Regions from separate parts of the Homo sapiens genome. Here all the other regions are linked to region 1. Evidence: read pairs that join two places in POLR2A ChIA-PET (ENCODE). Cell type or tissue: PC-9. All regions are shown on one strand. Links, peaks and the distances in the headings refer to the core of each region. The heading gives the core; the rest is flanking DNA. Region 1 overlaps TECPR2 (tectonin beta-propeller repeat containing 2). Region 2 overlaps DYNC1H1 (dynein cytoplasmic 1 heavy chain 1). Region 3 has its middle 12 kb from the start of DYNC1H1.

The links. ChIA-PET counts read pairs that join two places held together with the same protein. Peaks named below come from ENCODE experiments on the same cell type or tissue, not always from the same donor. Only the 100,000 strongest peaks of a DNase experiment are listed, where the experiment ranks them.
Region 2: POLR2A ChIA-PET joins it to region 1 with 8 read pairs; 1 of 35 experiments calls an interaction of 5 or more read pairs at or near these places.
Region 3: POLR2A ChIA-PET joins it to region 1 with 16 read pairs; 1 of 35 experiments calls an interaction of 5 or more read pairs at or near these places.

The regions. Positions count from the first base shown.
Region 1 is chr14:102,476,176-102,487,205 of GRCh38, reverse strand. The region is part of intron 17 of TECPR2 (tectonin beta-propeller repeat containing 2); the gene reads right to left. Among named protein-coding and RNA genes, the nearest start is that of ANKRD9, 28 kb to the left of the region's middle. In PC-9, for the core only: no CTCF peak of the experiment used is centred there; DNase peaks (open chromatin) are centred at 4,795 and 5,225; H3K4me3 peaks cover 294 bases; H3K27ac peaks cover 1,676 bases.
Region 2 is chr14:102,031,977-102,036,976 of GRCh38, reverse strand. It overlaps DYNC1H1 (dynein cytoplasmic 1 heavy chain 1), which reads right to left. Exons shown (of 78, transcript NM_001376.5): 52 at 4,510-4,705; 53 at 3,795-3,912; 54 at 3,493-3,708; 55 at 2,789-3,001; 56 at 2,525-2,652; 57 at 335-488. It overlaps LOC107984661 (a long non-coding RNA gene), which reads left to right. Exons shown (of 2, transcript XR_001750903.2): 2 at 208-662. Among named protein-coding and RNA genes, the nearest start is that of HSP90AA1, 53 kb to the left of the region's middle. In PC-9, for the core only: no CTCF peak of the experiment used is centred there; a DNase peak (open chromatin) is centred at 2,496; H3K27ac peaks cover 3,464 bases.
Region 3 is chr14:101,948,917-101,956,931 of GRCh38, reverse strand. No RefSeq gene overlaps it. Among named protein-coding and RNA genes, the nearest start is that of DYNC1H1, 12 kb to the left of the region's middle. In PC-9, for the core only: no CTCF peak of the experiment used is centred there; no DNase peak of the experiment used is centred there; H3K4me3 peaks cover 1,438 bases; H3K27ac peaks cover 704 bases.

The DNA of each region.
Region 1 (11,030 bases), core at 2,777-7,776:
TCCTAACCCAAACAAACCACGGTTATCCAGGCGGCCATTTGTGCTTTCCACACTGCCTTTTCTTTTCCCTCCAAGTCTCTCTCCCTCCCTGTTTTAACCTTGAATCCCCGTAAAGACTGACACATGCTGAGCTTTACTTTCCCTCAAGGATTCATGGTGCTGCTGTGTGTCTGTCCGTCTATCCGTGCAGCCTCAGGGGGCGCTGAGGCGTGTGGGTTGGTTGGGCCATTTGTCACATGGCCCCGTGGTAGCTGTACTTTCTGACTTCTGTTTGGTCTTTCTAGTTCTTTTTTCCCTGTAGCAGACCCTCTTCCTGCTTCTGGTCTATTCTTCCCAATTTCAGATGGGCTTAAAAACCCGATACCCATGTTAATAGGTCTAGAATTAAATTAAAGGTAAATTCTCAGAGCCAGGGCTGACACACTAGGAGGACCTCCTCTTCGTGGTCTGTGTCCTTAGCTGGAGGAGCCGGGGACCATGATCTCTGAGGCTCCTCGAGACTCTGACCGTGGTACGAGGTGGGTATGGCTGCCCGGGGCCTGCTGTGCTGAGCTCTCTCTCTGTCCTCACTGGCCCGAAGACCAGCAGTTTTCCAGCAGCGCCTGTGGGGCCCTGGCCTTGCAGAGGTGCCTCAGGGCCCCTGTGGAAGGGGCAGTTTCATGGGACCAGTTTTGCTGTTACTTGTTGAACACATCTGGCTTATGTACAAGATTTTATTTAAGGCTGGACAGCTGGGAGTGTTTTTTGTATTTTGTACACACACCTGTAGTCCCAGGTACTCAGGAGGATGAGGTAAGAGGATCACTTGAGCCCAGGAGGTTGAGGTTACAGTGAACTGAGATTGTGTCACTGCACTCCAGCGTGGGTGACGGAACAAGAGCCTAACTCAAAAAAATTTTTTTTTAATTTGAAGAATGGGTCCCACTGCTAAAAAACATTTGGAAACTTCTGGCCCAGCAGAGCAGGGCTCCAGACAGAAACAGGCTCCACTGCTGCTCTCTTCTGGCCTGTCAGAGGCCTCTCCCTCTCCGTGGTGGGTCCTTCTGCACTGACTCCAGTTACTGCTGGGCCTCTACATCTGGTCTGAGGTGTGACCTCAGAATCCAGCAAGAAGCTGCATCTGCTAATTGTAGGGGGTGCGCTAAAGAAAACGCTCAGAAGCAGGTTTCCTGGGTGCCTGTCACATTCTGTCCTTCCTGAGCAGGGGCTGGTGGAGCCAACTGGCCACTCTTCCTGTCTACCCTCCAGACCTTGTCACTGATACCAGCCCAACGACTGCGCCATGGCTAGCACCAGGACTCAAATATTGCTGTGAGACAAGAAGAGCAGAAGCTGGACCCAGTGGCACACACCCTGGTCTCTGATAGCTCATCGCCCTGCTCTGTGGCTGACTCTACAGACAGGCTCGGGGAAGCACCTTCTGGATGAGTGCAGCCCAGAGGGAGAGGTCCCTAAAGATGATCTCTGGGCTCTGCTCCTCTAGGGTCATGGCAAGCATCGCGAGGGGCTCCCCTTCCTGCCGCTCATGGTTTTACTGGGGGCACACGCAGGGCAGGCTGGGACAAGCTTCCCTAGGTCGTTGTTTAAACTACTGGGTCATAAGTTGTTAAAGCACGATGAGGGGACTGCTGCAGGACCCAGGGCACCCCGTTAGAACCCTGTGGTCTACTTCTAGGTATCATGGCCTTCCAGAATGAGAGAAAAGACTTAGAGTTCAATATGGTGAAGAGGGGTAATAGTTCCTAGAAGCAAGTTTTGAAGAAGAGAGCTCAAAAACAATAGATGTTTAAATGGAGGTATAGGAAAAAAAGGCAACATGGAAAAAATTAAAGGAAGTGGCAAAAAACAATTTAGTTTCTCTCAAAGGGAGCTGGTTCCATCCCACACCATTAGACAGCAGTTTGGGGAGGTTTCATACCTTCATTTGCAGGCAGCATAGTTGTGCTGACGGAACAACTTACAGTGTAACAGGCAGCCCCACCAGCACCTAAATACCACTCAAAGATGTTCAGAGGCTTAGAGGAAAATAGTGGCTATACTCTGAAGACTGTGATACCAGAACCGTGGAGGTGAAGGGGATGAGCTGCACCATGGTGCTCAGCGCTGGGTATGTGCAAGAGTCACCTGCAGGGCGCTGAAGAAGCCAGAAGCTTCTGGGCAGTGATGATAATGAGCACACAATTACTCTTTCACTCCCTTCTCAAGCACCACTACCATGAGAGGGAATGGGTTAAACAAAGAAAAACGGGGCGGGCGCAGTGGCTCGCGCCTGTAATCCCAGCACTTTGGGAAGCCGAGGCAGACCGGATCACCTGAGGCCAGGAGTTCGAGACCAGCCTGACTAACATGGCGAAACCCTGTCTCTACCAAAAATACAAAAATTAGCCAGGCATGGTGGCATGCGCCTGTAATCCCAGCTACTCGGGAGGCTGAGGCAGAGAATTGCTTGAACACAGGAGGGGGAGGCTGCAGTGAGCTGAGATCGGGCCACTGCACTCCAGCCTGGGTGACAAAGCAAGACTCCATCTCAAAGAAAAAAGGTTCAAATCTCCTAAGGACAGAGAGAATGAGGGGAGGAAGCAGCCATACAATTCTGGAAGCTGGAAAGTGGGGGATGCATGGCAAGGACTCAGCGGGCCCTGGAAGGCTAAAAGCAACGACTCCCCACCCAGCAGCCCAGCCAGATTGCTGTCAGAGACCCGCGGGGCCCACAGGCTCCATGCATGTGCTCAGGGCTTCCAGTCAGCCTTGCTGGGCCTCACTCTTCCAACCAGGGGACTGCCAACATCTGAAGAAAGCCTCTGCCATGTAAAAGGCGAACTAGACAGAAAACACACAACTTGGGACATACAAAGACCAGGCAGGGAGAAGAAACTTCCAAAACATCCTTAGGGAGATGAGAGAAGACTGACTCTACAGCCATCAAACAACAACAGGAACTTTCAGAAATTAAACATGTGATCATGGAAATAATCTGACAGAGGGTTGGAGAAATAAGGTTGAGAATGTCTTCTAGAAAGCAGGATAAAAGCATAAAAAGACAGAAACAGGAGAGAAAGGAAAAGTGGAGGCCAGCTTAGAAAGTCCACAATACAAAAGGAAGCCTCCAGGCTGGGCACAGTAGCTAATGCCTGTAATCCCAGCACTTTGGGAGGCCAAGGCAGGTGGATCACCTGAGGTCAGGAGTTCGAAACCAGCCTGGCAAACATGGTGAAACCTTGTCTCTACTGAAAATATAAGAATCAGCCAGGCATGGTGGCAGGTGCCTATAATCCCAGCTACGTGGGAGGCTGAGGCAGGAGAATCGCTTGAACCCGGGGGGCAGAGGCTGTAGTGAGCCCAGATTGCGCCACTGCACTCCAGCCTGGGCAACAAGGGCAAAAACACCAACTCAAAAAAAAAAAAAAAAAAAAAGAAAAGGAAAAGGAGGCCTTCAGCCAGAGCAGACAGAAAACAGGAGGGGTGCCAGGTGCAGTTGCTCATGCCTGGAATCCAGCACTTTGGGAGGCCAAGGTGGCAGGATTGCTGGAGCCCAGGAGTTCAAAAGCAGCCTGGGCAATATAGTGAGACTCCATCTCTACAAAAAATAATAAAAAAATTAGCTGAACATGGTGCATATGCCTGTGGTCCCAGCTACTTGGGAGGCTGTGGTGGGAGGATTGCTTGAGCCCAGAAGTTTAAAGCTACAATGAGCTGTGATTGCGCCATTGTGCTCCAGCCTGGGTGACAGAGTGAGAGACCGTCTCAAAAACAAAACAAAACAAAACAAAACCCCACAACAACAAAAAACCCTACAACAACAACAACAACACACAAAAACATAACAACAAAAAAAGGAAAACAAGAGAGGCGGGGCAGAAGAGGACCCCAGCAGAGGACCCAGACACCCACCAGCACATAGGCTGCAACCACCTGGCTGCAAGGATGAACACAGCCCTCACCAAGGCATACCACTATGTATCTGTTCTTATAACACTAGGAACAAAGAGACCTTACAAACTTTCAGAAAGAAAAACAGGTCAAGTATCAAGGATCAGGTGTTAGAACGGCTTCTGGGCCGGGCGAGGTGGCTCACGCCTGTAATTCCAGCACTTTGAGAGGCCGAGACGGGCAGATCATAAGGTCAGGAGATCGAGACCATCCTGGCTAACACGGTGAAACCCCATCTCTACTAAAAATACAAAAAAAAAAAAAATTAGCCAGGCGTGGTAGCGGGCGCCTGTAGTCCCAGCTACTCGGGAGGCTGAGGCAGGAGAATGGCGTGAACCTGGGAGGCAGAGCTTGCAGTGAGCCGAGATCATGCCACTGCACTCCAGCCTGGGCGACAGAGCGAGACTCCGTCTCAAAAAAAAAAAAAAAAAAAAAAAGAAAGGCTTCTGGCTTCTCAGTAGCAATCCTGGAAGCCGAGAGACAATGGAGAAAGACCCTCAAAATCCTAAAGGAAAATGGTTTCCAACCTAGACTGCTATATCCAGCAAGGTCAAGGGTGAACACAGATGAAAGACTTTTCAGACATGCAATACCTCCAAAAAGTCACCAACCATGAACCCTTCCTTGGGAACCGACTGGAAGATAAACTCCACCCAAACAAACACAGACACAGAGAGAGGAAGACCCGGGATCCGGGAGAAAGGGGCTCTAACATGAGGGGAGGTCAAAGGTGACGCTAGGACAACAGCTGGGTCCCGGGTAGAGAGAGGAACGAGGCCAGACTGGAGCTGGCCAAGAGGGTGCAGGAGAGATCTCTGCAGGGGGAAGAAATGGAGAGGACACATTCCTAATGTGTGAGACAACTGGCAGAGAGTTTGGGATTGAATGTGTGGAACTGCACTTAGAAAACTAGATGAGCAGGCTGGGTGTAGTGGCTCATGCCTGTAATCCCAGCACTTTGGGAGGCCAAGGCAGGTGGCTCACCTGAGGTCAGGAGTTTGAGACCAGGCTGGCCAATGTGGTGAAACCCTGTCTCTATTAAAAATACAAAAAATTAGCTGGGTGTGGTGGCACACGCCTGTTAAGCCCAGCTACTCGGGAGGCTGAGGCAGAAGAATCACTTGGACCCAGGAGTTGGAGGTTGCAGTGAGCAGAGATTGATCGCACCATTGCACGCCAGCCTGGGCAACAGAGCAAGGCTCTGTCTCAAAAAAAAAAAGAAAAAAAACTAGATGAGCAAACAAGATGATTATCAAGTCCAGGGAAAACAAAGAGTCACACAGACAAGGAACTGCAGGTGTGATTCATCCCCTGCCTCCGCTGTGAAGAGCTCCTCTGTCCTCACAGCAAGGCCCGTGCCCAGGAAGCACTGCAGCTCTGGCAGGGTGGAAGTAGGAAGGGAGGTGGGTGGCTGGGGGAATGGGGGACGGGGGATGCAAGAGCTCTGCATGCTTCTCTTCCCGCAGAGAGTCAACCAGAAACACCTGAAGTCAGGGGACCAAACACAGCTCCCGAAGCAGCATTCAGAGACAGGCAGCGAAAAGAACTGAAAGGAACTCTCCAGAGAGGGCAAAATTGGCAGGAGAGACATGTTTCTTATAGCACATCTTATAGAACCCACTGACATGTCAACCTACTGATTTTCACATGTGACTCTGTTTTCTTTCTTTTACAGATGGAGGCTCACTCTGTTGCCCAGGCTGGAGTGCGGTGGATGATCCTGGTCTCCAGTGATCCTCCCACCCAGCCTCCTGAGTAGGTGGGACTAGAGGCACATACCACCACACTTGGCATTTCATGTATGACTTTCATGAAAAATAAAAACCAGGCTCGGTGTGGTGGCTCCTATCTGTAATCCCAACACTTTGGGAGGCCAAGACAGGTGGATCACTTGAGGTCAGGAGTTCCAGACCAGCCTGGCCAACACAGTGAAACCCCATCTCTACTAAAAATACAAAAATTAGCTGGGTGTGGCTGGGCACAGTGGCTCACGCATGCAATCCCAGCACTTTGGGAGGCCGAGGCGGGCAGATCACCTGAGATCAGGAGTTTGAGACCAGCCTGGCCAACATGGAGAAACCCCGTCTCTACTAAAAATACAAATACATAGTGGCACTCACCTGTAGCCCCAGCTACTCAAGAGGCTGAGGTGGGAGGACCACTTGAACCCAGGAGGCAGAGGTTGTAGTGAGCTGAGATTGTGCCACTGCACTACGCGCCTGGGTGACAGAGTGAGACCCTGTCTCAAAAAAAAAAAAAAAAAATTAGCCAGGCGTGGTGGCGGGTGCCTGTACTCCCAGCTACTCAGGAGGCTGAGGCAGGAGAATCACTTGAACCCAAGAGGCGGAGGTTGCAGTGAGCCAAGATCACCCCACTGAACTCCAGTGGGCGACAGAGCAAGACTCCATCTCAAAAAAAAAAAAAAAAAAAAAAACCCAAAACCAAAAAACAAAACTGGCCAGGCACAGTGGCACACGCCCGCAATCCCAGCACTTTGGGAGGCTGAGGGGTGGGAGGATCACTTGAGACCAGTAGTTTGACACCAGCCTGGACAACACAGCAAGACCTCATCTCTACAAAATAAAAATTAAAAAATGAGCCAGGTGTGATGGTGCATACCCCTAGCCATTTTGGAGGCTGAGGCAGGAGTATTGTTTGAGCCCAGGGGTTTGTGGTTATAGTGAGCTATGATCGCACCACTGCACTTCAGCTTGAATGACAGACTGAGACTCTGTCTCAAAAATAAAAAATAGGCCGGGCATGGTGGCTCACGCCTGTAATCCCAGCACTTTGGGAGGCCAAGGCAGGCGGATCACAAGGTCAGGAGATCGAGACCATCCTGGCTAACACAGTGAAAACCCATCTCTACTAAAAACACAAAACATTAGCCAGGTGTGGTGGTGGGCGCCTGTAGTCCCAGCTACTCGGGAGGCTGAGGCAGGAGAATGGCGTGAACCCGGGAGGTGGAGCTTGCAGTGAGCCGAGATCATGCCACTGCACTCCAGCCTGGGCGACAGAGCAAGACTCCGTCTCAAATAAATCAATAAAAAAAAAAAAAAAAAAACCAACCAAGATGCCTGGGCCTCACCCCAGACCTGCTGAATTCATATCTCCAGGGAGGGCCGAGGCCTGGACATTTTTAATAAGCTCCTCTGATGGCTCTAATGTGGATATGACCCTTCACTTTACTGATAGGAAAATGAAAGTGAAAGGCGAGTTTAAGCAACATTCCCAAGGTCAATTGAATCTACAGGCAAAAAACAAGTATTAGTTGAAGTTCTTCTGATTGCAAGTAACAGATTCTGCCCGCAATGGGAACAGTCCCTCCTGGCTGGCAGGGCTCCAGGATGCTGCAGTCTCCCTGAGCACTGCGCCCCACTGCTGGAAATGGCCACATGCCATCTGCCCAATGCCTCTCCAAGGCACCTGCGTGCAGGCCAGCTGGGAAGGAAGTCTTGCAGTATCATGCATACAAGCGACGCTGGCTCAGTGAGGTTGGATCAAGGAGACCAAGAGGCACTTGTACAGGCAACTGGTCCAGTCACCAAAAGGAGATTAATGAGATTACAGACCCAGGCTGGGACGCCAGCATGGATTGGCTTCTTCTGCCCCAAAACAATCCATGTCAGAGTCCCCATGTCCACTCCATCCCAATCTCACATCTCACAGATGTGCACCACAAATCCAGCGAATCAGGCCAAAGAATTTCCACAGCTCACTGCAGACCTTCTCCATTTGGGTCCTGTCCGGCCCTGCTCAAGAGCCTCCAACAGCCCCCACTGCCCATGGAATTAGCCACAAACCCTCCAGCCTCAGAGTCAAGATCCTCCAAAGATGACCCAAAGGACATCTCAGATCTTCTCTTTCCCACAACATCCTTTGTGCATCCTTCACTCCCAGAGGTTCACTGCCAGGAGCCTAGAAGCCCACAGAGCTAATGTCTCACAGTCCTCAGGGTGGTCCAGCAGCAGACAGTCCTCCCAAGGCAGCAGGGAGGAGCACTCTTCCCTACTCAGAAACACTAGGCCAAGCCTCTTTACCTGCTGGTCACTGAAAATGCCCATTGAGTCTCAAGTCCAAGTTCAAACACTACCCATCCTCGGAAACCAGGTTTGGGACCCTGGGGATCTGTATTTTTTTCATGATTGCTTCTATAACCTCCTGCCTCGCTCTTCTTTTAGTCATTTAACTTTTGGTCAGTTAACTCCAAAAACAGCTTCAATCATTTCCTTTTTTTTTTCCTTTTTTTTTTTTTTTTTGAGACAGGGCCTTACTCTTTCGCCCAGGCTGGAGTGCAGTGGCATGATCTCAGCCCACTGCAACCTCCGCCTCCTGGGCTCAAGCAATCCTCCCATCTCAGCCTCCCGAGTAGCTGAAATTACAGGCATGTGCCACCATGCCCAGCTAATTTTTTGTATTTTTGGTAGAGATGGGGTTTTACCATGTTTCTCAGGCTGGTCCTGAACTCCTGAGCTCAGGTGATCCACCTGCCTCGGCCTCCCATAGTGCTGGGATTACAGGTGTGAGCCACCATGCTTAGGCAGCTTCACTCATTTCTGTTCCCTCTGCAAACCAAACACAATGTAGGGTACCCTATAATCTTCATTTAAAACTTTTTTTTTTTTTTGAGACAGGGTCTCATTCTGTCACCCAGGCTGGAGCGCACTGACATGATCACAGCTCACTGCAGCCTCAACCTCCCCAGTAGCTGGAACTACAGGCACATGCCACCACACCTGGCTAACTTTTGTATTTTTCATAGAGATGGGATTTCACAATAATACCCAGGCTGGTCTTGAACTCCTGAGCTCAAGCAATCTACCCGCCTCGACCTCCCAAAGTGCTGGGATTATAGGCATGAGCCACCACACCCGGCCCATTTAAATTTTTTTTTTGTACACTTTAATATTTAAAACAACTCTACAGAGGCCAGACATGGTGGCTCACATCTGTAATCCCAGTACTTTGGGAGGCTAAGGTGGGAGGCTTGCTTGAGGCCAGGAGTCCAAGACCAGCCTGGGCAACATAGCAAGACTATGCCTCTACAAATTTTTTTAAAAATTAGCTAGGTGCGGTGGTGCATGCCTGTAGTGTCCTAGCTAGTTGGGAGGCTGAGGTGGGAGGATGGCTTGACCCAGGAGTTTGAGGTTACAGTGAGCCACAATCACTCCACTGCACTCCAGCATGGGCAATGGAGTGAGACTCTGTCTCTAAAAAACAAAAACAGGCCGGGTGCGGTGGCTCACGCCTGTAATCCCAGCACTTTGGGAGGTGGGCAGATCACGAGGCCAGGAGATCTAGACCGTCCTGGCTAACTCTTTTTTTTTTTTTTTTTTTTTTTGAGACGGAGTCTCGCTCTGTCACCCAGGCTGGAGTGCAGTGGTGCGATCTCGGCTCACTGCAAGTTCCGCCTCCTGGGTTCACACCATTCTCCTGCCTCGGCCTCCTGAGTAGCTGGGACTACAGGCGCCCGCCACCACGCCTGGCTAATTTTTTGTATGTCCTGGCTAACGTGGTAAAACCCTGTATCAACATAAAATACAAAAAAAAAAAAAAAATTTGCCGGGCATGGTGGCGGGCGCCTGTAGTCCCAGCTACTTGGGAGGCTGAGGCAGGAGAATGGTATGAACCCAGGAGGCGGAGCTTGCAGTGAGCCGAGATCGCACCACTGTACCCCAGTCTGGGCTACAGAGCAAGATTCTGTCTCAAAAAAAAAAAAAAAAACCAGCTCTACAGGGGTATGCTGACATACAATGAAATGCACACATTTAAAGTACATAATTGGGTAAGCTTTGACATATGCATACACTCTTGAAGCCACTGCCACACCTCCCCTTTGAAATTTCTGCCAGGCCTTGAGTAAGCACTGATCTGTGTTAGCATTTTCTTTCCTTTTTTTTTTTTTTGAGACGGAGTCTCGCTCTGTTGCCCAGGCTGGAGTGCAATGGCGTCATCACGGTTCACCACAACCTCTGCCTCTCAGGTTCAAGCAATTCTCCTGCTTCAGCTTCCCAAGTAGCTGGGATTACAGGTGTGCACCACCACACTCAGCTGACTTTTGTAGTTTTAATAGAGACGGGGTTTCACCACGTTGGCCAGGCTGGTCTTGAACTACTGACCTCAGGTCATCCACCCGCCCTGGCCTCCCAAAGTGCTGGGATTACAGGCATGAGCCACAGCACCTGGCCTGTGTTAGCATTTTCTAGTATTTTATATAAATAAGTTTGTTTTTGAGACAGGGTCATGCTCTATCACCCAGGCTGGAGTGAGGTGGCAGCCATCATGGCTCACTGCAGCCTCTGCCTCCTGGGCTCAAGGGATCCTCCCACCTCAGCTTCTTGAGCAGCTGGGACTACAGGCACCCAGCTAATTTTTGTATTTTTTGTACAGACGGGGTTTTGCCATGTTGCTTAGGCTGGTCTTGAACTCCTGGGCTCAGGCAATCTGCTCGCCTCAGCCTCCCAAAGTGTTGGGATTACAGGCATGAGCCACTGTACCTGGCCAAATTTTATATAAATGAAATGATAACAGTATGTATTCTTTGGCTTCTTGACTCAGCATAATTATTTCATCAAATTTGGACAACTTTCAGTTGTATTTCTTCTTCACATCTTTTTTTCCTGTCACCCTTCTTCCCTCTTAAGACTTGGATTTCATTTACGTGAGGCCACTTGAAGGGGTCTGTGCTCACTGATTCTCTGAACATTTTCCAGCCTGTTTTCCCTCTGGGCTTCAGTGTGGATGGTTTTTCACTGCTGTGTCTTCAAGCTCACTAGTCTTTTCTTCTGCAATTTCTATGCTGCCATTAATCTCATCCAGTGATATTTTTCAGCTCAGACATTGCAATTTTAATCCCTACAAATTTGATTTGAGTTGTTGTTTTTTGTTTTGTTGTTTTTTTTTTTTTTTAGAGGCAGGGTCTTGCCATCTTGCCCAGGCTCATCTTGAACTCCCGAGCTTAAGCAATTCTCCCAGCTCAGCGTCCCAAAGTTCTGGGATTGCAGGCACGAGCCACCACACCCAGCCTGGAGTTTTTTGATATTGTTTTTTTTTTTTTTTTTTTTTTTTTGAGACAGAGTCTCGCTCTGTTGCCCAGGCTG
Region 2 (5,000 bases), core at 1-5,000, 450 kb after region 1:
TACAGGTGCCAGCCACCTCAACCAGCTAATTTTTGTATTTTTTGTAGAGATGGGGTTTAGCCAGGCTTTTCTTGAATTCCTGACCTTAGATGATCCACCCGCCTCGGCCTCCCAAAGTGCTGAGATTACAGGTGTGAGCCACCTCGCCCGACCACTGAATAGAATTTTAAATGCAAATAATGATTCTGTTGAATTTATCTATTACAGAACCACCGCAAAGCTTTATCCTTCTGATACAAAATGAAGTCTTACAAAGTTGAAAACTAAAGGCAGCCCCCAAAAAGGAATTCACTCTTGAATGCAGTGTTTCAAGAATTCAAAGGCCAACACCAACCTGGACCAGAAGGGGGTTACCGAATCTCAGTGCACTCTCTAAGTTCTTTCTGAAGGCGTCATCCAGGAAGCTGGTCCGTGTGATCTTACGATCCTTATATTCATTCATAATGAATTCTGTGGCCTGTCCAGAGGGGTCAATGATCAGCGGATACCTGAGGATGAGGCCACAGAAGAGAAGGTTGAAACACCGAATGGGGAAAGCACAGGATCACGGTTAGCCGAGTCCCTGATGAGAGACCCTGATTGATAGGCTGTTACCACCACCCGAGAGTGGTTTCCGGAGACGTTTTCAGGTTTACCAATAAAGCTTACATGCTTAATGCTAACATCACCTCATCCTTTTGAACAACTATTGGCATGAGGAGGTAGCTTGAGTCATACACCAAGAGGGCCATAGTTAAAAATCTTTTTCCTTCTGGGACAATCATCCTCTCAGCATCCTGCACTGTTAGAATAGCTTTTTCATGTTTACGATCCTTCTAGACAGCACGTATCAACATCAATGATGTCGCAGCAGCAAGGGATTAACATTATACAGAATTTTAATTGCCAAGGACCGTGTCAAATTACAGACACTACGTCACGTAATCCTCATAACAGCCCTATGAGGCTGACACTGTTATCGAACCATTCTACAAATGAGGAAAGGACACAAATAAGCTAATGTGATCTACCTACGGTCTAGCCAGTTAAAACGTTAAAAAAAAACCCAACTGGTAATATACACACAAGCTTTTACAAAACTCAACTATAAAAGGGCATATGGTGAGAAGAACCATGCTGCCCTGCCTTTCTGACCCTATTCTTTGGTCACCAAAGTCCCTTGCCCAGGTGATGGCTTTTACCAGTTTTTCGCCTGTCTTTACAGAGAAGGTCTAAGCATTTACAGACACATGTGTCAGTGTGGGAGTTGTGGCCTCGTGGGAGGCCTCTACTGTCCGCTCTGCACCTGTCCAGCCTGTATTCGAATGTCCTGTGTTGGCAAAGACTACCCAGCACCACGGCGTGGTGGGCCCTCAGGAGGGCCATCTGAGTTATCTCCAGTCTTCAGCTGGTACACACTTGGTACCTACACACATTCTGTACCTAGGCCAGGCTACTGTTGAATGAACACCTAGAAGTGGAACTCCTAGGTCAAAGGGTCATTTAGGCAAATCCAGCCCTGCGCACAGGCTGTACTGATTGATTCATACTCTTGCTGGCACCACCCGGTGAGACGTGGAACCCTCTCGGCACCTAGCCCATCTTCACTGCAGTTACATCCCATTTCTTATTCTGTCTTTCCTAAGCAGAAAAACAGGTAGTACTTCCCCTTTAACTAGCTATTTTCAGTTCTTGTAACAGAGGACTGTTTGTTTGAATGTCCACCCCCAAACACAACCCTGCCAATCCACTTTATTTTTATTTTTTTGAGACGGAGTCTTGTGCTGTCGCCCGGGCTGGAGTGCAGTGGCACCATCTTGGCTTGCTGCAACCTCTGCCTCCCGGGTTCAAGCGATTCTCCTGCCTCAGCCTCCTGAGTAGCTGGGATTACAGGCGCCTGCCACCACGCCCAGCTAATTTTCTGTGTTTTTAATAGATATAGGGTTTCACTATGTTGGCTAGGCTGGTCTCAAACTCCTGACTTCGTGATCTGCCCACCTCGGCCTCCCAAAGTGCTGGGATTACAGGTGTGAGCCACTGTGCCCGGCCTATTTTTATGTTTTTTTTTTTTTGAGATGGATTCTCACTCTGTTGCCCAGGCTGGGGTGCAGTGGCGTGATCTCGGCTCACCGCAACCTCTGCCTCCTGGGTTCAAGAGATTTTCCTGTCTCAGCCTCCTGAGTAACTGGGATTACAGGCGCATGCCACCACGCCTGGCTAATTTTTTTGTATTTTTAGTAGAGACAGGATTTCACCATGTTGGCCAGGCTGGTCTCAAACTCCTGACCTCACGTGATCCACTGTGCCTGGCCCCTGCCAATCGATTTTAGAAGGTTACAAGAAGCATTCACTGCAGAATAACTCAGACACTTGACAATAACGAGAACAGCACACGCCCCACCATCAGAGGAGCACCAAGCTGCCAGCACTGTATGCCCACGCCCCATTTTCTATTCCTCTCTTCAAACAAGGGTGTATTTTGAAAAAAATTCAAGATCACCACCCACATTCCTCCCATGCCTCTCCTTGGCACCCGAGCTCATACCTATTGAATCGTTTCAGCATGATGGCATTTTCTGTGCAAAGGTCATCAGCAGGCAAGGAGCTGGCCTGCCAGCGAAGACGCTCATCAGCATTGGAAAGGTATTCCGTCCTGGCAATATCTGTACGGAACTGAAAGGCAAGGCCGTTACCTTTCCTCCTCTTCACAGCCACAGATGGGACTGTTCTCAAGACTCTAACTGTGCACTAAACACCAGCTTGCCTCACACTGCTCGCACATCCTTTTTGAACTCCCCGTGATTCTCACCTGGATGTTGGCTTGCTGTAGGTGATGGGACCAGGTAGTGAACAAGTTCTGACGCATCTGCTGGTCAAAGTAACCCGCGTAGGCAATGAACGCAGCTGACAAGAGACAGTCCCCAGCAATGGTGGACATCTGGTTTTTGAAAGTTTCACTTGTTTTTTCCCATCGTTCACGTTCAGCAGACAAGCTCTTCAGAAGAGCAGTGCTCCGGTTTACCTAAAAGGAAAACCGAACAAGATGCTCAGGGATGAGGCCTTTCAGGATTTATACCGAATCCTGCAAATCGGTTCATCCACATTATGTGCAGGGTTTTGGGTGGGTTAGAAACGTGCCCAAGTTGTTCACAGTCCCAGAGGAGATGAGACCCAGATCATATATAACTAATGACCACACACGACTCAGAATCTCAGCGGGGCAGAAGCTGGGTACGGAGCGAGGCCCTCAGGCAGCAGAGCAAACAGGTCTGGAGCTGCTGGTGGGGGATTCAACGGCTGAAAAGTGTCCAGTTTGTATCAATCTATCCTAATTAACAACACTTAGTGACTACTCAGTGTGTATTATTTTCCAGGAAAAAAGTCCTCCGGGGCCTTACAGATGTTAAAGAGCGAATTCACCGAGGCCAGCATGGTGCATGCAGCGCATGTTGAAGTGTGTTAATCTCTGCTTCCACAGCAGGAAAGGCTGAGGATCAATGATGATAATCTTACTTTTGCCTCGACAGCTGCCAGGTCTGCCTTGATGGCCTGGGCCTCTGAGATCAGGACGGCGTATTCCTCCTTGTAGCGGGCGATGCTGGCTTCCAGGTCTCGGATCATCTGCTCCACCTCGTTGGCCTTCTGCTGGTTGTCCTTGGCGTCATCTTCCAGCTTCTGCAGCTCATTGCGTAGGGGCTCCACTCTCTTTAACATGTCTGCATAGTTAAGCTGGGAAGAACCAATTGATAACTGTTATTTAAGTGACAGGAAAAGAGGTCACCTTTCACACGGGAGCTCCTGGCTGTGTTAATCACCTGTGCAATTGCCCATTTCACCATAGGGCCGCAAGCCAGGGAAGCCCGATTCACAATTTCATAATTGTAACTTGGATTGGACATGTAATTTTTCTTCATCTTCTCCCTTATGGCGTCACTGTAAAAGACGAATGATATTTCTAAACACATGCAGGACAAAAGCAAGGAAGAGTTTTCATAAAATTAAAATGGAAGAGACCAGAGCCAGCTCCCATCTCATTGCCCCAGTGACTGACCACTGGGGATGAGCTAGACTGACCCTTGGTTCTCAGGTGAAAGCTGAAAATGTGCTCAACACTTGAACAATTTTTTTCTTTCTTCTTTTTTAATGAGACAGGGTTTTTCTCTGTCACCCAGGCTGGAGTGCGGTGGTGTGATCTCGGTTCACTGAAGCCTTGATCCCCTGGGTTCAGGCAATCCTCCCACCTCAGCCTCCCAAGTAGCTAGGACTACAGGCGCATGCCACCCCGCCCAGCTCATTTTTGTATTTTTTTGTAGAGACAGGGTGTCGCCATGTAGCCCAGGTTGGTCTCTAACTCCTAGGCTCAAGCACTTCACCTGCCTCAGCCTCCCAAAGTTCTGGGATTGGAGCCGTGAGCCACTGTGCCTGGCCTGAACAGCCGAAAGTTCTGGGATTGGAGGCGTGAGCCACCGTGCCTGGCCTGAACAACTGATTTCAATTTCTGGCAATACCTTGGCACTTCCACTTTCTCACCTGATCTCCTCTGCAGAGAAGTTGACGATGGTGGGGATGAAGTTCTCCCGCATGATGATGGAGCGGATCTGCTTCCAGTCTGTGGTGCTTTCCCCCAGCAGCAGGCAGATGGACTCCAGCGCCAGCTTCACAGCAGCAGGAGGGTTGGCCATGGACCTCACCTCCACCAGGTGCTGCTTCTTGATCGACTTCACAGCTGAGTGGCAGCAGGAGTGGATGAGGGTCGATGGGTGGGAGAAGATAGAGCAAAGCATGGTGAGAATGAACCAAAACAGCCAGGAGCTCCAACTCCAATGAGAGAAAGGACAGCTAGCTGCTTAGAAGAGCTAAGAAATGAGAGACTTTTCTGTATTAAACCCTCTGGAATAGGGTAAGTAGCTGATCTCTTAAATGATTATGAAGATCTTACAAAATGCTAGCATTCCTTAAAAAGCAGGATATTACCTTTAAAATGTCTCACAAGTCCTAATTTCTTTATCCCCATAAAGATT
Region 3 (8,015 bases), core at 3,016-8,015, 530 kb after region 1:
TCTTCAGCCTCCAGGCTTCAGTAAGGCTTCTGAATAAAATTAAATTTGCTTAAATGCTTGGGCAGGGACCAGGCACGGTGGCTCATGCCTGTAATCCTAGCACTTAGGGAGGCTGAGGAGGGAAGGTCCCTTGAGACCAGGAGCTGGAGACCAGCCGGAGCAACAAAGTGAAACCCCATCTCTACGAAAAATAAGCTGGGCATGGTGGTATGGGCCTGTGGTCCCAGCCACTTGGGAGGCTGAGCTGGGAGGATCGCTTGGGCACCGGGAGGTCGAGGCTGCAGTGAACCCTGATCACACCACACCAGCCCAGGCGACAGAGTGAGACGCTGTCTCAAAAAAAGAAAGACAAAAAAAAGTCTTGATGCTTTTCTTGCGTCGATACTGGTGTGACAGATGACAGATGACCTGGGCCAGCACGTTCTCCCCGGACAGAGCATGTCCCTGCTGCGCTTTAGCTGACTCAGGAAGGGGTAGAACCCTGAAACTGAATCCTGGGATGTGCTGGCCGTGGAATTGCGGAGTCGTGGAATGGGAGCCTGGTCAGACACTAGGCTGTTGCATACACTGGAGAGGGGGGACTTGTGGGCACGCCCCACTGCTGGAGGGAGAGGCCTGCGTCTCCGGCTGCGTCCTCACCACGCGCCGGGGGCTTCTAACGGCTTCCTCCAGCATCCCCAGATCCACCAGATGGATTAACTCTGCAATGCGAAGGTCAGGAACAGGTTTGGAAAGGGCAGTAGCTTGCTGAAGTCTCAGAGATAACAGGAGGCGGAGGAGGGGTTCAAACCCGGAGGCCGACCGTGTCTAGAGCCTTTGAGCCACCAAGGGGCATGGGCCGGGTCCTCTCCTTCCATTTTCCCCGTGCCGAAGGGCTGGGAATCCTAAAACATTCCCTCCCTCTCTCCCAAACGTCGATGAGCAGCTCTCTGGGCGGCAGCGTCCAGTGCAGAAAGCCGGTTGCCAAGGGCCCGCCCGGGACGCCCGCGCAGCAGCAGCGGGGCCAGCGCATCCGGACGCTTTCAGGTCCCCACCAGCGCACAGCGCCCGCAGCTGCCCGCTGTCCTGGCACGTGGGGCTGGGCCCGGCTCCGAGCGGGCGCTGGCAGATATTAACGTAGCTGTTTCCTTTAATTCCATGAGACCTTTCCTCCCAGGACTGCTGGAGAGGCAGCAGCAGAATCTCCTCCATCCGCCTCGCCAGCTGGGCACGCAGGAAGGCCTGGAACCACCTAGAGCAAGCTTGTCTAACTCGCGGCTCGCATGCGGCCCAACACAAATTGTAAACTTTCTTAAAGCTTTTATTTAATTTTATTTTTTGTGATTTTGTGTTTCCCCGCTCATTAGCTGTCTTTAGTGTATTTTATGTGCCCCAAGACGATTCTTATTCTTCCCACGTGGCCCAGGGAGGCCAAAAGACTGGACACCCTAGAATGACCTAGGTCACTCGCCTAGAACAACCTAGAACAACCGTCAGGTCCGGCCAAGTCTTGGTCTTGTTGCTTAGACTGGAGTGCAGTGGCGCAATCTTGGCTCACTACAACCCCCTCGGCTTCAAGCAATTCTCCTGCCTCAGCCTCCTGAGTAGCTGGAATTACAGGCACCTGCCACCACGCCCAGCTAATTTTTGTATTTTTAGTAGAGACGGGGTTTCACTGTGTTGCCCAAGCTGGTCTCGAACTCCTGACCTCAGGTAATCTGCCCACTTTGGCCTCCCAAAGTGCTGGGATTACAGGCGTGAGCCACCACACCCAGCCTCACTTTGAAGAAAGAACTCCCCACTTTACTCCAAAGGACATGCACATTTCACAGGCAACCCAAAGTTCCCAGAGGCTTGCCCATGTCTGCAAGACTGGGACTTTGCTGGGCCTCAGGACGTGGTCCCTTCTCACCGTGGCAGTGGGGGGACATGTCGACATTTTTATTGACAAAACAAAACCCTATTTCACCCTTAAAGGTGATGGAACATAAAAGGATTTATCAGAAAATAGTGTTACTCTTTCCCTTATCACTGCAGAATCCACTAGTGCTGCCAGACAGCCTTATTGTAACTGTTATTTCTCTCTCTCTCTCTCTCTCTCGTATTTGAGACAAGGTCTCTTTCTGTCATCCAGGCTGGAGTGCAGTGGCATTATCATAGCTCACTGCAGCCTTGATCTCCTACCTCAGTCCCCCATCACCACCCAGTAGCTGGGACCACAGGTATGTGCCACCACGGCCAGCTAATTTTTACGTATTTTTTGTAGAGACAGGATTTTGCCAAGTTGCCCCCGCTGGTCTTGAACTCCTGGACTCAAGCGATCCTCCTGCCTCAGCCTCCCCAAATGCTAGGATTACACACGTGAGCCACTGTGCCCAGCCTGTAACTACTTTTTGTGTATATTAAAACTCTTTAGCATTTATTTTCTAAGTAGAGTGAGTAGGGGGCTGTGGATCAGCCACTGACCTCTCTACACTTGACTTCCATTCCTCGAGCATGAGGGGAAGACATGGCGAGACCATGTTTAGAAGCACTGCTCAGGCTGGGTGCGGTGGCTCACGCCTGTAATCCCAGCACTTTGGGAGGCCGAGGCCGGTAGATGGCTTGAGTCCAGGAGTTCAAGACCAGCCTGGACAACTTGGCAAAATCCTGTCTCTACAAAAAGTACGTAAAAATTCGCTGGCCGTGGTAGCACATACCTGTGGTCCCAACTACTGGGTGGTGATGGGGGACTGAGGTGGGAGGATTGCTTGAGCCTGGGAGGTGGGGGTTGCAGTGAGCTGAGATTGTGCCACTGCACTGCAGCTTGGGTGACAGAGTGAGACCCTATCTCAAAAAGAAATTAAAAAAAAAAAAAGGAGCACTGCTCAGACAGCCTGTGAATACCAACTTGGAGACCTGAGGCCTGTTGATGGATCTTGCAATGAAAATGGGCTGCTGGGGCCAAAGAGATTTGGGAATCACTGAGTTAGACAAAGCTGAAGGGGTGTCATCACTGCAGCTCCTTTCAAATCCTCTAGGAGGCCCTTCCCAAACTTACTTGGCTGTGAGACTATTTTTCTTATTTATTTATTTATTTATTTATTTATTTACGAGGCAGGGTCTCACTCTTGCCACCCAGGCTGGAGTGCAGTGGTGTGATCACAGCTCACTGCAGCCTTGACTTCTCAGGCTCAGGTGATCCTCCCACCTCAGCCTCCCAAGTAACTGGGACTGCAGGTGCACACAACTGTGCCCAGCTATGAAACTATTTTTCAGTGGAGCATCTGTGGGGCTAGAGATCTATAGGTGACGTCAGCCTGGAGAACGCTATTGTAGAACATAGTATGTGTTTAATAAACACCGGTCATTATTGTAATCTTTTTAAAGAAGGCAAACAGCCCTTCCTCTTGCTAGTCCTCATCTGGACCAGAGGGCTTATTCCACAGGCACCTGGCAGTCTCCCTCTCGGGCTTGGTGAAGGACACCTCTCTCCTGTTATCGAGGTGGCTTTGGAGGAGTTTGGGAGGCTTTGCTGGCACTGACGTGGGTGGTGAGAAAGAGCTCTGGTTCTGGAGGGATCCTGGTGCTGCCACTCCCAGCTGCATGACCTTGGATGAGTCCGTTAACTACCCTGTGCTATGTTCCCATGAGCGTACCTGCCCCTGGGGCTGTGTGAAGAACAGATGGGACCATGTGGTACAGCTGCTAGCACAGTGAGCAGTCAATCACGGCTGTTGTTGCTATCACCATTGTCATTAGCAGTAGCAATGATGGTGGTGCTCTAGCCCCATCGGCACCGATCCCTGACCCCCATTCTGGGGGTAAGCCTTACTTGAGGAATGTAAAAGGCTTAAAAGGGACAGACTTAAAAAAAAAAATAGTTTCCTTTACTGAAAAGCAAAAAGCAGAAGCCTTAAGTTGCATTTTATTTACTGAGGTTTTAAAAAAAATTGTGGCAAAAGATAAATAAAATTTACCATTTTAATCATTTGAAGTGTATAATTCAGTGGCATTAAGTAAATCTGTAAAGCTCTACGACCATCACCACCATCCATTTCCAGACATTTTTGTCATCCCAAAGAGAAATTCTGTACACATTAAACAGTAACTCCCCACCACTCCCAACCTGAGGAGCAGTGTGGGACAGGACACCATGCAAGGTGAAGACCCTCCCCAGCATCCTGCGTTTTGCAAGGACCTAGTGCCTGCTCAGCTGTCACCCGTCAGGCAGAACACCGAAACTCAGCCACAAGCTGCTGCTGCCATCCCCAGCATATAACGAAGGAAAAATTAAGCAAGTGTGTGCTTCTTTAGCCTCCTCTCTTAATACTGCATCTTCAGAATTAAAACTGTGGTGGGCCAGGCGCGGTGGCTCATGCCCGTAATCCCAGCACTTTGGGAGGCCGAGGCGGGTGGATCACAATGTCAGGAGATCGGGACCATCCTGGCTAACGCGGTGAAACCCCGTCTCTACTAAAAATACAAAAAATTAGCCGGGCGTGGGGGCAGGCGCCTGTAGTCCCAGCTACTCGGGAGGCTGAGGCAGGAGAATGGCGTGAACCCGGTAGGCGGAGGCTGCAGTGAGCTGAGATCACACCACTGCACTCCAGCCTGGGTGACAGAGCGAGACTCCGTCTCGGAAAAAAACAAACAAACAAAAAAACCGTGGTGGACAACTAAATGCGACGTGGTGTCCTGCATGGGATCCCGGAAGAGAAAAGAAACACGAAGAAAATCTGAATACACTGGGCGTGGTGGCTCATGCGAGCAACTCCTGGGCCAAGGCAGGAGGATCGCTTGAGCCCAGGAGGTCAAGGATGCAGTGAGCCATATTCATGCCACTGTACTCAAGCCTGGGTGAGAGAACAGGACCCCATCACTTAAAAAAAATTATAGGCAGGCGGATCACTTGATGACAGGAGTTCAAGACCAGTCTAGCCAACATAGCGAAACCCCATCTCTACTAAAAACACAAAAATTAGCTGAGTGTGGTGGTGCATGCCTGTAATCCCAGCTACTTGGGAGGCTGAGGCACAAGAATCGCTTGAACCCAGGGGGCACTGCGATGAGCTGAGGTCACACCACTGCACTCCAGCCTGGGCAACAGAGGGAGACTGTGTCTCAAAATAAATAAATAAATAAAATCATGACTATAGGCCGGGCGTGGTGGCTCACGCCTGTAATCCCAGCACTTTGGAAGGCCGAGGCGGGTGGATCACCTGAGGTCAGGAGTTCGAGACCAGCCTGGCCAACACGGCAAAACCCCGTCTCTAATAAAAATACAAAAATTAGCCAGGTGTGGTGGCACGCACCTGTAATCTCAGCTACTCGGGAGGCTGAGGCAGGAGAATGGCGTGAACCCGGGAGGCGGAGCTTGCAGTGAGCCGAGATCGCACCACTGCACTCCAGCCTGGGTGACAGAGCGAGACTCCGTCTCAAAAAAAAAAAAAAAAAAAAAAAAAAAAAAATTATGTAGTAATGTCTATTTAACAAAGAAAGTCAAAATTGTCACTGGTGAGCTTCTTGGGGCCCAGGTCATGGGTGCTGGGGTAAGGTCCATCATTCCTTCCCTTTCAGAGGGACTTCCCAGCAAAGCAAGGGGTTACTATTTTCTTTATGAACCAGTGTAATTTCCCCTCTAAACCTCCCCTCATTCAGGCAGCTAGGCCGGAGCTTGCCATTGCTCTTAGTGGGGACTATTACAACAGGACACAGAAGAGCAAGAGCCAACTCCTTGCTTTTGACCTTCCAGAGGCTTGTGAGCACACAAGGCCCATGGTGGCTCAGAGATGCCTTTGTGGAAATGAGGAAAAGGCGCCTCTCCACCTCTTTGTATGCAGGCCCAAGCCTGGACAAGCAATGTGCCAATTTCACCCCCACTGGCTCACTAAACACCTGCATAACCTTGTGGGGCAGCCTCGGAGCTGAGAGCTGAGCCGGGGATGGTGTGGAGGGAAGTGCACACATCAGAGCCAGAGTTTCTCTGGGAATATTCCACAGACCAGGGTGGGGTCAGGGATGGGAGAAATCAGAGGACAGGCAGGAAGGTGAGGTGCTTGAACAGGGACTGCTGCCCTGGACTGGACAAAGATGATAGAGACACTGAGGGTGGTTTGGGGTTCTGGGAGCAAAGGGCATAGCTCCTTCTTGCTCCTGAGAGGTGTCCAGCTCAGTGAGAACAGCAAGAAAGCTGCTGGGGGCTGCTTGGGAAGGAGGCCTGAGACCACCTGGCAGTTACAAGGCAGCAGGGTGTGGAGGCAGCTGAAGGGAAGCTAGATGTGGAGTGGGACACGCTGTGCCCCATGTGGACCATCCTGGAGTGAGATGGCCTCTGCAGATGCCAGTGGAGATGGACAAGGTGACAGGGGACCAGATTCCCCACCCACACCACCCATGACTTGGCTGCCACAACCCCCAGAACTGAAGGATGGGATCCTGGATGGACTGAGATTGAGTTTCTGTCCCTCTGTGGAATGGAAACTTGAAGCAAAAGTGAAGGGAAGGTGCCTTCATGAAGAGGAAGAAAGGTTTCCAGGACAGCGAGCCTACGGATGGTGATCTGGAACTGGCACCCATCCAATTCTACCTTTGGAATACCTTCAAAACCCAAACTCCTTTTCCCTCTCTGCACTGCTGCCACTGTGGTCCAAGCCACCCTCATCTCTGGGTTATCTCTGTAGCCCTCCACCCTCCAAGGGCTCTCTGACCCTACTCTGGTCTCAAAGAGTTAATTCTCAACAGACCAGCAGAGTGCACCCGCTACAATGCAGAGACCATGTCAGTCCTTAGAATCCTGCCATGGCTTTATGCCACTGAGTCCTTTTTTTTTTTTTTTTTTGAGACGAAGTCTTGCTCTTGTCCCCCAGTCTGGAGTGCAATGGCACGATCTCGGCTCACTGTAACCTCCGCCTCCTGGGTTCAAATGATTCTCCTGCCTCAGCCTCCTGAGTAGCTGGGATTACAGGTGCGTACCACCATGCGCTGATAATTTTTTTTTTTTTTTGAGATGGAGTCTATGTCGCCCAGGCTGGAGTGCAGTGGCACGACGTCGGTTCACTGCAAGCTCCGCCTCCCGGGTTCACGCCATTCTCCTGCCTCAGCCTCCAGAGTAGCTGGGATCACAGGCGCCCGCCATGCCCGGCTAATTTTTTGTGTTTTTAGTAGAGGCGGGGTTTCACCATGTTAGCCAGGATGGTCTCGATCTCCTGACCTCGTGATCCGCCCGCCTCGGCCTCCCAAAGTGCTGGGATTACAGGCGTGAGCCACTGCGCCCGGCCGCCAGAGTCCTTTTGGTGGCCACGTATTACCTCTGACCATCACCTGCTGCTCAAACCCACACTCACGCCACTGCATGATCCCTTCCACCCCAGGGCCCTTGCACACGATGAGCCCCTGGCCTGCAATGCCCTTCCTTCACTTCCTTCATCGTCACCTTCTCAGTAAAGCCCTCCCTGCCTCTTTTGTAAATTTCTTCCCATCCTCTATACCCTTCCCACCTCTCTCCCCATCTTTAGCTTTTCCCTGTATCACTTATTCAACACAGCATAGATTTTGTTGAAGGCAGGGGTTTCTGCCTTCTGTTTAATGCTAGCTGCCCAGTGCCTAGAAAAGTGCCTGGCATCCAGTAGGTGTTCAATAGATATTTATAGAGTTAAATGCACTAAACTTAGGAGGCGGAAGTTGTTTTTTTTGGAGGCCTTTGCCCATTTCACTCCCTCCTTCCCGTTCCACCTTCTAGGTTTCTCATTCCCTCTGCTTCTTCTCTTTTGCTGGCTCTGGCCTGCAGCCCTCTTGCCCCTGGTGTAAAGGGCTCAAAACGCCAGACAGCTCTGCCGCCATGGGGAGGAGACCCTGACTGAGAAGCCAGGGCCCCGGCCTCCAGGGTCACCAGTACCTTGGGCAGGCCGGGGTGTCGCTGGGGCTTGGGTGACTCCACCAGGCATGGAGGGGGTGGGTACTCCCAGCTGGCTCGCCAACCTTCGCTTCTTGCCTCGCAAAGGCAACCTGGCGGAGGGTCTGTGGGTCAAGCAGAGTCCAGCTCTAGTTTCTCCCCT